Linked DNA regions of Homo sapiens: region 1 is linked to region 2. The links are chromatin loops, found by intact Hi-C in ENCODE. Cell type or tissue: Panc1. All regions are shown on one strand. Each heading gives the region's core, and the rest is flanking DNA. Links, peaks and the distances in the headings are about the cores only.

What was found. Peaks named below come from ENCODE experiments on the same cell type or tissue, not always from the same donor. Only the 100,000 strongest peaks of a DNase experiment are listed, where the experiment ranks them.
Region 1: it touches region 2 in a loop (3-fold over the local background); 3 of 110 quality-filtered maps call a loop at or near these places.

Annotation. Positions count from the first base shown.
Region 1 is chr7:3,477,908-3,486,256 of GRCh38, forward strand. The region is part of intron 1 of SDK1 (sidekick cell adhesion molecule 1); the gene reads left to right. Among named protein-coding and RNA genes, the nearest start is that of SDK1-AS1, 130 kb to the left of the region's middle. In Panc1, for the core only: CTCF peaks have their summits at 4,696 (motif pointing right) and 4,912; a DNase peak (open chromatin) is centred at 4,814; H3K27ac peaks cover 4,579 bases.
Region 2 is chr7:3,587,749-3,596,097 of GRCh38, forward strand. The region is part of intron 1 of SDK1 (sidekick cell adhesion molecule 1); the gene reads left to right. Among named protein-coding and RNA genes, the nearest start is that of SDK1-AS1, 240 kb to the left of the region's middle. In Panc1, for the core only: CTCF peaks have their summits at 5,207 (motif pointing left) and 5,413; DNase peaks (open chromatin) are centred at 5,083, 5,193 and 5,393; H3K4me3 peaks cover 2,243 bases; H3K27ac peaks cover 8,000 bases.

The DNA.
Region 1 (8,349 bases), core at 98-8,097, 110 kb before region 2:
GTTTGAATCCTTACATACAGTGTTTTGTCCTATGGTGTGTGTTAGAGATCTGCCTTTACTTTTTTTCCTAAACAGTTTCCCATATGTATTGAATTATATCCTTCCTATTGATTTGCAACATACTCCTTAGGAAACTTTAGGCTGTTGGTGAATTTTCTGTTTTGTTCCACTAATCTGTCTTTAAATCACTGTATCAGTAAAAAATTATAAAGTATTATCCTTTTGTAATATATTTTAATGTTTTCAGGGAAAATATCCCTCATTATTTTCCTGAAGTTTCATGGCCATTACCTCCCCTTTATTCTTTGGGATTAATTTGGGAGTTATTTTATGTTTTATGAAATAACTTCTTGGAGTTTTGATTAGAAGTTTATAAATTTTATAAATGATGAGAGTGTTGACTTATTTTTTGAGATAGATTCACTCCATCCCTTTTAATGTATTTTAGGCATAATATATTATTAGTGCTCTTATAAATGAGAGCTTCATTTTCTTATTTTTCAATTTGGGGAAAATTTTTGAGAACATAACTATGGTAATTATTAGAAAAATAACCTAGGAGTATCATATTTACATATTCTCTTTAAATATATTCAACTTTAAAAATAACTTTATTTTTAAAGTTGCATATTCAGTTATCACAAATTTTATGTGTATCTATAAGTCTTTTTGCATTTGTGTGGGCCTTTTTCTTTGTTCTTGATCAATGTTGCTGGAGGTTTATTGATTTTATTAGACTTTCCAAAGAATCAAAGGTTTTATTGAATTATTGAATCTTTATTTATTTTTGCTCTTTTATTATTTCCTTGATTCTACCTGATTCATGTTTATACTGTCGTTCCTTTCCTAATTGTTAAATTTGTTGAATTTGATGCTTAGCTTGTTTATTTTCAGCCTATATTCTTTTATCATTTGAACATTTAAATGTGTACGTTTTTTTCTAATCACTTGCTGCTTAGTTCCAATATATGGTGTTTTTATTATTTTTCATGTATACTTTAGCTTTATGATTTCTTCTTTAATCAGTGGATTATTTAGAAATGTGTTTTTATGTGAAAAATGTCATAATGTTTTTTGAAATACTGATTTCTAACTTGATTGCATTGTGCTTAGAGGACTTGAGGTGTATTAAACTGATTGTTTAGAACTTGTTGAGACTGACTTCATGGTCCAGTATGTGGTCACTTTTCATAAATGTTTCACATTTGCATAAGCATATCTATTGTTCAGGCTGGGTGTGGCAGCTCACACCTGTTGTAATCCTAGCACTTTGGGAGGCTGAGGAGGGCGGATCACTTGAGGTCAGGAGTTCGAGACCATCCTGGCCAACGTGGCAAAACCCCGTCTCTACCAAAAACATAAAAATTAGCCAGGCCTGGTGGTGTGTGCCTGTAGTCCCAGCTACTTGGGAGGCTGAGGCAGGAGAATCGATTGAACCCGGGAGGTAGAGGTTGCAGTGAGCCGATATTGTGCCACTGCACTCCAGCCTGGGTGACAGGGTGAGACTGTGTCTCAAAAAAAAAAAAAAAAAAAAAAAGAATATCTATTGTCCAATTGGTGGATACAGGGCTCTAAAAATATCTGTTAATCATATTGTCTAAATTGTCAATATATTTAATGATTGTTTTTGCTCTGATTAGCAATTAGTGAGATATGTTAAAATTACTTCACTAAGGCCAGGCATGGTGGCTCACGCCTGTAATCCCAGCACTTTGGGAGGTCGAGGTGGGGGGATCATGAGGTCAGGAGTTCGAGACCAGCCTGGGCAACATAGTGAAACCCTATTTCTACTAAAAATACAAAATTTAGCTGGGCATGGTGGCGTGTGCATGTAGTCCTAGCTACTCAGGAAGTTGAGGCAGGAGAATTGCTTGAAACTGGGAGGCAGAGGTTGAAGTGAGCCAAGATCGTGCCACTGCACTCTGGCTTGGGCATCAGAGCGAGAGTCCATCTCAAAAAAAAAAAAAAATTTTTTTTTTCATTAAATGAGAGACCTCTAATTTTCTCCTAGTTCTTTCAATTTTTTCTTTATATGCTTTGAAGCTATGTTATTAGGTACTGTGATAGGCAGAATAATGCCCCCTCACCTGTCCACGCCCAAAGTAAAGATGTCTACATCCCAATCGTCAGAACCTGTGAATATGTCCCTTTACATGGCAAAGGGGAATTAAGATAGCAGAAGGAATTAAGCTTGCTGATCATTTCGTTTTCAAATACAGAGCTAATCTTGGATTATCCAGGTGGGTCCAGTATAATCACAAGTCCTTAATGTGAAAGAAGTAGGCAGAAGAAGAGTGGTGTGACATGAGAAGGATTCAGCAGGTCATTGCTGGCTGTGAAGATGGAAGGGGGCGTGAAAGCTAGCGGTATCAACACAGAGTGGCTCATGTGAAAACCTAAGGAAATGGAGCCGCGAGGCCATGAAGAAGGCGCCCTCGTGCACATATGCTCATGTAGGAACTACTGGAAGAACTTCCGTGTTCCGGATAAGCTGCCTGCCTCCTGCACATACGCTCATGTAGGAACTACTGGAAGAACTTCCGTGTTCCAGATAAGCTGCCTGCCTCGTGCACATACGCTCATGTAGGAACTACCGGAAGAACTTCGGTGTTCCCGATAAGCTGCCTGCCCATGGACACTTGCCTCCTTCCAGCTCCTGCAACCAGAGAGCTTTGTCTCAAGACAGCTCATGTGGACTTCTCATTTTTTCCTTTTAAAAGCTTCTCTTGTCTCAGCCTGTTTGGATATACCTATGGGTCTGCCATAGCGTGCATATGGATTGTAGTCCCCTGCTATTCCTGAATAAACTGTTTTGGAAAGCCAGTCTCTCGTTTATTTTACGTTGACAGGGGCTATGAGTCAAAGGATGCAGGGAGCCTCTAGAAGCTTGAACAGGTGAGGAAATGGATTCATCTCTAGAGCTTCTGGAAAGAAAGGCAGCTTTGTTGGTTGTAGCCAGTGACGCTGGCATCGGACTTCCAGTTAGTGTTTCTCTGGTACATCTTTCTTCCTTCTTTTAACCTTCTTTCTGTTGGTATCCTTGTGTTTTAAGTGTGTCTCTGGTAAGCATTATGTATGTGCATTATGTATATAGATTTTGAATTTTTTACCTATTCTGACAATACTTGTTTTAAATCAGAGAATTTCAAAGAGTTATACTTACTATGATTACTAATACATTTGGAATTATTTGAATTATTTTTACCATTTTATTTTGTCCTTTCACTTTTTAAAACTATTTTACTTAAAAAATTTTAAGAGGCAATTTAAAAAGTTGTTTTTTGGGCAATAATCCTTTACAGTAGGTATTTTTATTCCACTTTGCAGCTGAGAAAACTAAGACACAGAGGGTTAAGTAACTTGTTCAAGATCACACAATTAGTGTGTGGCAGAAGCTGGACTTGAACTCTGTTCATCTGACTGTAGTGACTGCATATCATCCTGGTACAGTTTCGTTTATTGAGTGTGATAGATTTAAAAAAGGCAGAATTGTCAGTCAAGGATGTGCCGATGTCTTCGATGTACTCCTCTAGATATGCCCTCTACACGCTGTTCTGTGCTCCCAGAGTCTGACCTCTTTGGACTGTTAGTGAGCCTCCTGCCTGGTGGCTACCAACTGGGTCCAGCCAGTGAGAAACGAGGGCAAAGAATTAGGTCCAGGTATTTATTCTGACCCTTGAACCACCCTTCCTTCCCACATACAAGCCCTTCCTGTGTACAGGGTTACCTCAGGGCTCACTGTGTCCCTTGGGAAAGGTCACGGCTCGTGTCAGGGACCCTGTCCACTCTGTCCTCTCAGCATCTAGTTTCTGCTTCCCTGCTCTTATGCCTTAAGGCCTAGGGGTGCAAACAGCAGTTGTCATTTGCTCCAGGGCATGGCATTATTTGGTTTTACTAAACTGTCCTACCTTTTGTGAAATTCCCTTTATTAAATGCTTTCCAAATTATCCCTGTTGATTGCACAGTCTGTTTTCTGCCAGGACTCTGACTGATACAGTGAGAAAGGAATGCTTAATCAAATCAGCCGTCCTTTATGGAAATAAATTATTAAAGCCCTGCCTCACATCAAAAAGCAAAGCTTGAAAAAAATATAATAAGGGATTAATAATCAAAACATATAAAAATGTCAAACATCTATTAAAGAAAAAAGGCAAGCCATGCAAAAGTAAAGTTCAGGGACATATCCTACCAGACATTGTAAAGCTATAGGAATAAAATAGGGTAATACTGGTGTGTAAAAAACACATAGTTTTACAGTCTATTCATCGATCAGATACCTTAAACTACCTACCTACTAACAACAATTAAAAATATTAGAGGAGAGATGTAAAAAACTATTGAAAATGTATTTCTGACCAGGCAAGAGAAGACGGAATTGGCAGGGTGAAAAAGGGCAAGCCAGACTCTAGGGAGGGCAGCGAGCTCTTAGACTGCCTTCACCGTCTTTCTGAACTCAAGGGCCGGGAGTGTCTGCTTTGATGGCTGCATGGGACTCCGGAGATAGGCAATAAAGCCCATGGTTTCTACAAAGTGGGAAGCTCCAAGATTTATTGCTGAATAAATCTGGAACCCTAAAGTCCGTAATGTAAAAGGTGAATGAGAAAGAAATCTCTGCGCAGAAGAGAGAAGGAAACAAGCCTTAACTCACTGGAGTAGCAAGGAAAGCGCTTCTCTGAGAATTGATGACCACCAGAGGGCCTCCCACAGGTCTTCCCTGCACATTCCTGCTATCCTACTGGGGAGGTCCAAAACAACCTCCAGCAAACAATTCAACGTGGTCTTCAAGTAGTTGTGTACCCAGGCAACTGGCAAAAACAAATACAACTCCTCTCTGGAGGAAAGCAGCTTCCACCCAATATTCAAGGCATTACTGAAGGCAACAAAACAGGAAAACAGGTAAAGGATTCTCAGGCAACTCACAGGACATAAAATGTACATCTTGATTACGAAATAATCTGTGTAATAAGCTTAGAAAATTGCCTGACACGTAATAAGTGCTAAGTAAACGTTAGCTATGATGATGCTGGTGACAACAATGATGATTTCAAGTCTTTTTAATTCTCTCCTATTAATTGATTTCTCTTGCTTTGTTAAAATCACACCAGTTTAATTAACACTTGTCATATTGTAAACTTTTTAAAATGTTCAAATTTTTTCATTGTTCTTTTTAGAAGTTTTCTTACATATTTTATGTGAGTTTTAGGATTGGCTTGTCAAGTTCCTGAAAAATCATGTTTGAATTTTGATGAGGATAGGGGTTACCTTTATAGATTACTTTGTTAAAAACTGACATCTTTACAGTATTGAGTCCTAGCATTTCTGAATAGAGTATATCTTTTAGTTTATTCAGGCTTCTTTTATGTCCTTTAGTCAAGTTTTATAGTTGTCTTCATAAAGATCTTGCCACCTTTTTTTAGTTTTATACCCACTTTTCCATTTATGTTGCTCTTTCCTATTAAATGCTTAAATTGGCTATATTGAAGATGTAAGAAGGCTGTTGAGTTTTGTGTTCACCTTGTATGTTTTGCGCTTGCCAAAATCCCTTACTTTTTCTGATTGCCTCTGATTTTCTAGGTGAATAATCATATTGTTTGTAAATTGTGATAATCATTTCCTTGTGAATATTTCTGTCTCTAAATTTTTATCTTATTGCAATCCCTGCACCACTACAATGCGGGATTTTAACAAGTGGAACAGATATCCTTGTTTTCTTCTTCATTTTAATGGATGCTTCTAATATTTTACCATTAAATGTAATATTTTCTCTAAATTTTTGATATATACCTTTTATCAGAATTTGCTAAGCATTTTTGTTAGGAATGGGTGTTCAGTACTATTAGATGATATTTATTTCAGTCTCTGATAGTTACATGATGTTTCTCCTTTAATACATGACTATAGTAAATTCATTGGAACATTTCTTTTTTCTCCTCTTTATCATTAAAATGTTTATATATACGTTGGATAAGCTCTACATGGCCATAATACTTGTCTAACATTTTAAAATTTATTTTTAGTTTTTAACTAATACATAATAGTTGGACATATTTATGGGGTACATGTGATATTTTGATATACGCATATGATGTGTAATAAATCAGGGTAATTGGGATATCTGTCACCTCAAACATTTATCATTTCTGTGTGTTGGGGATACTCCAAATATTCTCTTGCAGCTATTTAAGAAATGCCTTACTTCAGTATATGTGAGGGGTTGATTCCAGGGTCCCCTGTATAACCAAAATCGAAGCATGCTCCAGTCCACAGGTGGCCCTGCCAAACCCACGGATACAAAATTTCACCTTCTGTATCCATGAATTCACATCCCTCCAATACTGTACAGTTTTGTAGGATTTGAACTGCATGGGTCCATGTATACACACATTTTTTTTCAACCAAACATAGATCGAAAATACATATTCACTGGATGCGAAACCTACATATATGGGGGCTGACTTGTTGAATATGAGGTTCCACAAGGCCGACTTCGGGACATGAGTGTGTGAGGATTTCGGTAAACATGAGGGTCCTGGAACTAGTTCCCCATGTAGACCGAGGAACGGCTATATTTTCAGTTTGGTTGGAAAAATATCCTTGTATAAGTGGATCCTGGCAGTTCAAACCAGAGTTGTTCAAGGATTAACTGTACAATAGTTAACTATGGTCTCCTGCCAGTGCTGTTGAACACTAGAACTTATTCCTTTCCTCTAACTGTGGTTTTGTATCCATAACCAACCTCGCCTCACACTTTCCTCTCCCCTGCCCTTCCTAGCCTCTGGGAAACACTGTTGCACTCACTACCTCCACAAGATCGGTTTTTTTTAGCTCCCACATAGGAGTGAGAACATGGGATATTTGTCTTTCTGGGCCTGACTTTCGCTTAATGTCCTCCAGTTATAAACGTGTTGCTGCAAATGACAGCATTTCATTTTTTCAGTGGCTGAATAGTATTCCTTTGTGGAAGCATAACATATTTTGTTTGTTCATTCATCTGTTGATGAGCATTTAGCTTGATTCCATATCTTGGCTATTGTGAATGGAGCTGTAGTAAACGTGGGACTGCAGGTCATCTGTTTGATAGACTAATTTCCTTTCTTTTGGGTATATACCCAGCAGCGGAATTGCTAGATCATATGGCAGTTCTATTTTCCATTTCTGGAGGACCCTCCATACTGTTTTCCATAATAGTTCTGCCAATTTACATTCTCACCAAGACCGTATGAACATTCTTTTTCTCTGCATCCTAGCCAGCATTTGTTATTTTCTGTCTTTTTGATAATAGCTATCATATCTGGGGTGAGATGAAATCTCACTGTGGTTTTGATTTGCGTTTCTTAATGACTAGTGATATTGAGCATTTTTTCCCTAGACGTGGTGGCCATTTGCAGGTCTTCTTTTGAGAAATGTCTCTTCAGATACTTTGCCCATTTAAAAATCAGATTATTTGCTTATTTGCGATTGAGTTGTTTGAGTTCAGTGCTGGGTTCCACCGTGGCAGGGCTAACACCTAGTTCCAATGCCAAGTCCCACACTCACTTTGCTTTCCCTACCCCAAGCATAGGTGTTTTCCCTCCAGGCTGTGCTGCCTGGGGATGAGGTACCAGGGTGTAGGTAATGTGAGACTGTCTTCCCTACCCCTTTAAATGCATCTTTTCTTGTTAAGCTAAAACCAGGTCCTGTCATCTCCCATCTGATTTTTAGCTGTTATGAAAATGCTTTCTTGTATGGATAGTTGTTCATTTTGATGTTTGTGCTGAGGGGATGATCTTTGGAGGGTTTTTTTTTTTTTTTTTTTTTTGAGCCATCTTGCTCCACCTTTCTCTCTGGTAATTTTTAAACTTTATTTAAAAATGTTCCATCTATATTCATAAGTGCTATTCCCACGTAAGTGTGTTTTCTTATTATATTTATGAATCCAACTATGGTGGCTTTCTAAAACATCTTAGGTTTTTAAAAAATCTTATTCTTTGTCCCGTTAGGACAGTTTATATAATATTGGTTTTATCTATTTTTTGAAGATTTGAAAAACTCTTCATTAAAACCATCTATGCCTAGTGCTTTTAGGACACTATTAGGACAGTTTATATAATATTGGACAGTTTATATAATATTGGTTTTATCTATTTTTTGAAGATCTGAAAAACTCTTCATTAAAATCATCTATGCTTAGTGCTTTTTTCCCCCCTGAGTTAAATTATTACCTGTAATTTTGATTTCTTCTATGGTTATTTGGTCTTTTGTTTTCTTTTTTCTTATGAAAATTTTAGAACATTCTTCTAGTATCTGTTTTGCTTAGCTTTTAATGTTAATTAAAATTATATGGAGTTAAATTTTAAATCTTTAATATCT
Region 2 (8,349 bases), core at 340-8,339:
CAAGTTGACAAAAGTACACTGCCCCTTGGCCTTTCCTGAGTGTTATCTAGCTTTCCATGGGTAGACATCAGCTCTCCACATCTAAATTGTAAGCTGCTCCAGGGCAGGGGCCAGATCTTCTCCTGTGTGTTCTCAGTAGCTGACACAATTGCCTTCCATGTACTAAATGTTCAGTAAACATGTGTTGGATGGTTCATTGATCCAATAGACTTATGTCTATGCCAATACAGGCTTGCTCTTGAAAAGCTGCGGGTAAATCAATTCTTTGTAAATTGAATCTTATTTCAAATGTAGTAGGGATGTTCAGCATTTCAAGGAATCCTAGGTCAATCTTTGGTGGATCTACGAGCCCTGTATTCTGCCATTCTCGTTTTACAGGTAAGGGAGCTGAGTTACAGAGAAATTAAGTGACTTATTATAATCTGATTTGTCAGTCAAATATAAGGTTTCTTCAAGCAAAACATACCTGTTACTTAGGTCAAGAGGGATTTGGTGAAAAGCCTAGCTATGAAATTTATAACATCAGATTAATAACGTTATATTTTCAGAAGCATTTATTTTTAGTCTGCAGATATTTATTAAGTTTGTTTACAACAGTCTTTTAGTTGTATACTAATGAGTAAAGGCTATGCTAAATTGTGTTGCAGTTTATGTCAGATTAGAAACAAAAAACAACAGACACAAAGTTTCTGGTTCAGAAAATTCACCTCTGAAAGCCCCCAGCTCGAAGTGTTTAGTTTTTCTTCTGTGAGGTGTGAGAGGATGTTGAATGTGCTGGACAGGTGCCAGGTCCTGCGATCCTGCAGGGTGCGTTCCTAGATTCATTGTTGAGGTGATGAAAGTCTCTTCAGTCAGTGGCTTAATGTTAAGTGTGAGAAAGATGTTGGAAAAGATTTAGGGAGACCTTTTGGGCACCTCACTGATGGAATTATTTTAAATTGAGCAGGTTTTATCAACATCTGTATTGGGTTGATTTAGTTTCTCCTTGCTATCAGTTCTAGAATAAAATAGTTTATTATATGTGAGAAAATTGATAAAAGTGTAAAGCTACTTTGCATCACTACTTTGGATGATCCAAATAAAGGAAATAAAAGAATCAAAGCATTGGATTTACTCTGCTTTCCTTTCTCTTCATAGTCATTTTTATGTGTTTTGGCTTATCAAAAATGAGATCAAAGTTGTTATATACTACAAAAGAAGCTGCTTTTTTATTTAGGATTTTAGTATCTTGACATGGAGCAGTGAATCAGATGTGGGGACAGGAGATAATTTGTATTCATATTAGATCAATATTAGCTAACAGCTGTTTTACGGACATCAAGTCAATTCTGCAACTCAGCAGGGAGAAATTATTACCCCCTTTTTAGAGATTTGGAAACTGACTTCACAGTTAATGTGGGCCTTTTGACGTCAGTACTGATCTCACAGTTGGCGTGGAGCTTTTGACGTTGGTACTGATCTCACAGTTGGTGCGGACTCTTTGATGTCAGTACTGATCTCACAGGTGGTGTTGGCCTTTTGACGTCAGTACTGGTCTCACAGTTGGCGTGGGCCTGTTGACGTCAGTACTGATCTCCCAGTTGTCATGGGCCTTTTGACATCAGTACTTATTTCACAGGTGGTGTGGGTCTTTTGATGTCAGTGCACAGACTCTTCCCGTGCACCAGCACCACCTCCATGGCGCCTCCCCATGTCTTTTAGGTTTTGCGTATATTACTATTGGCTGCTGTGAGCACCATTTTTGGAAGTACATTTTCATATTGCATGAAGAAATACCTGAGACTGGGTAATTTATAAAGAAAAGAAGTTTAATGGACTCATAGTTCCACATGGCTGGGGAGGCCTCACAATCATGGTGGAAGGCAAAGGAGGAGTACAGACACGTCTTAAATGGAGGCAGGCAAGAGAGCATGTGCAGAGGAACTGCCCTTTATAAAACCATCAGATCTTTGAGGACTCACTGTCATGAGAACAGCATGGGAAAAAACCACCCCCATGATTCGATTGCCTCCCACTGGGTCCCTCATGACACATGGGGATTATGGGAGCTGCAATTCAAGATGAGATTTGGGTGGGGACACAGACAAACCATATCAGAAGACAGTTATAATATTTGCATAATACCCAGACTGTGAGGAATAAGCCAAGTAATAAGCAATAACAGATGGAATATTGAGGTTATGCAGAGTCTGTGCTGTGCATGTCACAGCCTGCACTTGACCTGAGTCATGTGCTTCCTGAGCTCTTTACAGGGTGCTAGGCCAGGATATACGTGAGAGTTACAGTGATTGGAAAATTAGTTTTCCTATTAGTGTAAATACGTATGTGTTAGGGGATAGATGATACACTATTACAGACTTATAAAATGGAAAACTAAAATTGGAATGTAAAGCTTATAGCAGGTAGCCTCAGGCTGTGCTCCCAAACCTTTGGGTTCAGTTTCTTTATGTTTCTTCAGTTTTCTGTTACGGATACTGGAGCAGAAGTTGAATTTTAGTGGATTTGATGTAAAGAAATGGGTATATTTCAACTTTCACCTCCTTTCCTGTTCCTTTTTTTTTTTTTTTTTTTTTGCTTTGAAGTGTGAATGAATAATACTATAGACAAAATACAATAGCAAAGACAAATTATGGATAAATTGGAAAATCAAACTCTGCAGAACAAAGATTTTTTAGTTTTACATCATGTAACAAATTTAATGACAAACTATACCAACAAGTGAATTGACGATTTAAGATATTTCATTTAGCTTCCAAAATGTGAATGCTAATAAGTTTGAAATCACTAAATCACAGTAATTCCTTGCATTGGGCAACAGAAATCTATTAATTAAAATGAAAAGTCTAAAGATATTTTGGGGAAGATTGCAAATTTCAAATAACTGTATGTGGTATCCTCCAGTTCCTTTTAATAGTCTCATCCTTAGCTGCGCATTTACTTCACAAGGGAAACCTTAAAAATACTGATAACAGAGCCTCACTGCTGGACCTTTAGATTTAATGGGTCTGCAGTGAGGGCTGAGTATAGCACTTTTTTTTTTTTTTTTTTTTTTAAGGCCTGGTCTTGCTCTGTCCCCCAGGCTGGAGTGCAGTGGCATGATCGTAGATTACTGTGGCCTTGACCTCCCAGGCTCAAGCGATCCTCCTGCCTCAGCTTCCCAAGTAGCTGAGACTACTGGCATGTGCCACCACACGTGGCTAATTTTTGTATTTTTTGCAGACATGGAGTTTTGCCATGTTGCCCAGGCTGGTAGAGCATTTTAAAAAACTCCCCAGGAGATCCTAATGTGCAAAGTTAAGAACAACGGTTTATATGATAATCATTCTTTAATCATATTATTTGTTTAAAGGTAGATTCCTGTATTTTAACATTTTAACTTTAAGGTTGTGATACTCTGATGAAGGCAGCTCCTATCAACCTGTAGGCAGTTCAAGGTGTTAACCTTTATCTTTAATGTTTTTATGTGTCAGATGGCAGTTAGTATAAGGATTACCTTTTTCCTTTTGCAGTGTCATAATACTGAGTGCCAGGACCTAAGTTTTTGAAACCTCCCAGTAGCCCCTTTTTAAACTGCTCTGAGCCTGCAGGGCACAGCATGACCTAGCTGTTAATTTAGTACTTTCATCTGATTGACCTGGGAAGGATCACTGGCCGCCTAGGGGAGACCTTCCCATTATTAATTCCTGCCTGGATGTCCTTTATGTGTCTGCACAGAGGTTTCGGCTTTGGCCACGTTGTGAAAGTCATAAAATTAAAGAAATATTTTGCACTGGCTGTTCACATTGACATTCAGAAAAACAAATTGCAGTAATCACTGGGGCCTCTTCCTTTGAAAGAACATGCGACCAGTGCCTTTTTAGTTTATATCTTGGTAGATTTGCAGTGGGTCTGCTGTACGTTGATGGGTGGGAAGTGTTAATGATCACTGTGGGCCCATGGCCGCTGGAAGCTATTTGTATTCTTTGCACTCGTGTGGGGCATGTGTGTATATGTGCAGAGGTGTTCATATATTGCTTTTGTTTGCATTTTAAACATGAAGCTCATTTTTAAAGTACTTGCAAAATTTATCCAATGGGAGGCAAACCTTTAAATTAGTGATTCTCAAACTTTGAGTGCATAAGGATCAGATACAGGGAACCTGGGGTGGTGTCTGAAGTTTGAGAGGACTGGGGTCAATAAATTTCCACAAAAGGTGACTTCTCTTAGATGCCCGGATACAGATGACAAACAAGGCTACAGATAGTTCTATACAGAAACAAATGAATATATTTTTACCATTTGTGGAAATTACAGTTTTGAAACTGGGAAGCCCTTTGTATCACTATCAGCTCTATTTTTGGAAGTAATGGAGGAAGTATTTCAACCTGATTACTGCCTGTGGAGTGAGGAATTTCTTAGTGTTTGACTGACCGCCTGCTGATACTTTATTTCTTTAGAGCTCCTCAAGTCATTATAAGAATCACCCAACAGTGTGAAATCAAAATGATTTCTTACTATAAAATGTCAGCTATCTATCGTAAAAGATTATGTGCCATTTAAAAATATAATTGCCGTTTCTCCCCTCTCCCCCACCTTACATTCAGATGTTCCAGAATAACAGAATCCCTGCAAAATGAGAAGGAATCCCTGCAAAATGCAAGGATCTAGCCTGTGCAAATTTCAGAAACCGCCTTCTACTTTAAGTCTTTTAATAGTCCAGATAATTATCACTCTGCTCACTGCCCTTTTCTTTCTCTCTACCTCCTCGTCATTCTTGCGACATTTTAATGATGCTGTTTGTGTATTGCTGCTGATGAATTCTGCCCAGTGAAGGTTATTTATTTATTTTTCCCTGAGCTGGATTTTACCCTCTGTTTACTTATGTTGGTGTTCTGTTTCCTTTCCTAACTGCTACCAGACATTCGTTTCCATGCCTTTGTATAATGCACAGCAGGCTGATGAAGCGTGGGGACTCGCGCTGTGGGAATCCTGCTTGGGTAAATGTCACCGCTTTATATAAAGAACTTTGCTCTATCGTAGCTCCAGAATCTGCTCAGATTGCCACACCTTAACATATGATCTGATTATTAGGAAGTATATGTTTGTTGTGTTTTGAAACACTGATGGGTTTTTAATGCACTGCTGATTAATATGTGAAAGTGAAAACCAGCCAGTGAATAACCTGGAGTCCTTGTCCTCCTGCCCTCTGCAGGCTTGCAGGGCATTGGGCAGCTGGGACTTGTACCTAGGACAAGATTACCCATCTGTGGAAACGCATTGCTGACACCTGGACAAAACGAGTGTTGCAAGTGGAAATCAGTGGAGATGCAGAAGAGAATTTTGCCTCTGTCCTGCTAATGGGGAACATATTTAACTTGGTGCAGTATCTGCAGTAAGCTAGTGTGTTAGGTACTATTTGAAGGAGTCTTACTCATCATCAAGTTAATTTCTTGACTTTAAGAACGTATTTATGCAGCAGCCCTTTTCTCAGCACCTCTGGACTTTTGAAAAGTGGCCTTTTGTCTTATTTCTACATAGAAGCACTGCCCCTGTGCTTCCCTTTCTGGTGTAGGGCGCATGGAGCACTGGGGACAAGGTGGGGCTGTTTCTCAAATCTCCTGCCCCCAGGTCTGGGGATAGTATGTGATGCACATGAGCTTCACCATGCATCAGCTGCCCCGTTCTCCAAACCTAGCTTTACTCAAAGACCTTGGTGGTTTGGAAGTGCTCAGCTCATCTTTGTATACTTCTACTTGTTTTGGAACATCATTCCTTTGAAGAAAACTTTGAAGACAGCTTCTCAAGATGTTTGTCTTTCCTATTGCCGTACTGCATTGACTAGCCTCAGCTAAGGACCTGGACTAAAAGATAGGCACCCATGCTTACTGGGGAACCTCTTGAGTCTTTAAGAATGTATATGCAAGCTTCAATCAACTGATGGATGATTCCCCTCCAATCTCCCTTCCCTTCCTCCTGCTCACTGGCCACTGGCGACACCCCCAAACAAAAAGCTGTGTATACGCAAGAGGGCATATGGCACAGTGGGTGAGAACGTAAGCTCTTGAGACAGGTTCCGGGTTCTGGCTTTGCCACTTCGCAGCTCTTTTCTCTTTCTGAACCCCTGTGTGCCCGTTTTCTCATTTGTAAAAGAATGAAGATAATAGCACTTACCATGCCTAGCATAAACTGTTGTTTCCTAAATATATCATTTTAACAACTTTATTGATATATAATTTACAGCCATAGGGTTCACCATTTTAAAGTGTGTAATTCATGATTTTTAACATGTTTAGGGAGTTGTGCAACCATCATCATAATCTAATTTTAGAACATCCCCAAAAGAAACCATGTACCTACTAGGAGTCACTCTCTATCTCCTCCTGCCTCTCTGCCCTGCTTCCCTATTTCCCAGGTAATCACTCACCTACTTTGTATAGATTTGCCTACTAGGGACATTTATATTAATGTAATCATACATAGACGGTTTTTGTCACTGACTTGTTTCACTCAACATAGTGTTTTCAAGGCTCATCCATGTTGCAACATGTGTCAACACCCAAATTCCTTTTTATTGCAGATTAATAAAGTGTGTGGATATACCACATATTGCTTATCCATTTATCAGTTGATAGACATTTGGATTGTTTCTGCTTTTTGGCTATCATGAATAATGCTGCTATGAGCATTGATAATACAAGTTTTTGTGTGGATGTATGTTTTCGTTTCTCTTGAGTATATACCTAAGGATGGAATTACTGGGTCGTATGGTAACTTGATACCTAACATTTTGAGAGACCGCCAAACCATTTCCATTTTACATTGCCGCCGGTCATGTATGAGGGTTCTGATTTCTCCACATCCTTGCCAACACTTGTAATTGTTTGTCTTTTTGATTCTAGTCACTTTACTGGGTGGTTTGGGTGGGTTACCTCATTAATTGTGACTTTGATTTTAATTTTCCCAGTGACTAATGACATTGAACATTTTTCCTGTGCTTATTAGTCTAAATATACTATTGATTGTAAGAAAAATTGCTTACTGTTTTAGAGATAATACTGATATAAGAACCATCAGTCCCTGCTTTCATTAGAGGGGCAAGAGTGAGGATAGTTTTAAAATCAAGCATACTTAAAGAATCATACCTGCATCTCATTAAAAGAAAATGTTATTTCTAGGTAAAGCTAAATCATCATTAATGTATAGGGTTTACTGTTTTTCTAGTAGGTTTATGTGTAGAGCACTCATTTTGTTTGGTTTAATCTCTAGTTGCTTTTATGTTTTAATTTAACAAAAATGGGTGATTGGAAAGATGGAAAATACCCTTGTTGCCACCACAGTGAGTTCCAATTTGATTTCAGCAACGCGTAGAAGATTGAAGTCAGATGCAGCCAATTTTCTCCCGATTACTTTTTTTTTGAATCTTGCCTGAATAATGTGAGCTTTTTCAGCTAGCTAATTAACACTGTTTTTTTCTGCCATATTGGTGACTTTATGATATTTTGCTTGTAATTATATATATATTCATTTATATACTTCTACCCTATTCGTAACTTTATGATATTTTGCTTGTAAAAAATTATATATAAATTCATTTATATACTTCTACCCTATTTATTAAATGTCCCCTGCATGAAATATATATTAATAGCTACTGCATGGATTATCTTTGATTGCTTTTCTAATAACAGTTATCTGGACTTTGCTTGGTCTTGGGTAAGAGGCATATTTGTATGTATATTTTCTCATTTTTGAAACAGAAACATAAACTGTTGCCTCCGATATATTTAATAAAACTCACCAGCACTACTGATAATATTTAATTATGCAGTTATAATTCTATTCATTTTTAGTTTACATTCTGAATCTTAGGGGCAGTGAGGCAGAGTGACATGATCATGGAAGTATTTGTACCACAGGGGTTTGACCTTGACTCTGCCACTTCCTGCGTGACTTTGAACTAGTCAAAGTTACCAGTTCAAAGTTAGACTTTGAACGAGTCTAATTGTTAGAGAATGGCATGAACCCGGGAGGCGGAGCTTGCAGTGAGCCCAGATAGTGCCACTGCACTCCAGCCTGGTCGACAGAGTTAAGACTTCATCTCAAAAAAAAAAAAAAAAAAAAAAAAAAAACAACAACAAAAAAGGAGGTTACAGTCTGTTTATGTTGTCTAGTTACTAGTCAACACTAACCACTCTGGCTCGGTGTTTTAACCTGTCTAATGGGTATTTTTTTTTTTTTTTTAAGTCATACCATCTACCTGATGCGGTCGTTGTGAGAACATTTCAGATAGTATTTATTAAAATATTTCCTCCTTGGTATGAAGTAGATGCTCAATAATTGTTAGGTAGCACAGATTAATTATCCTTTATC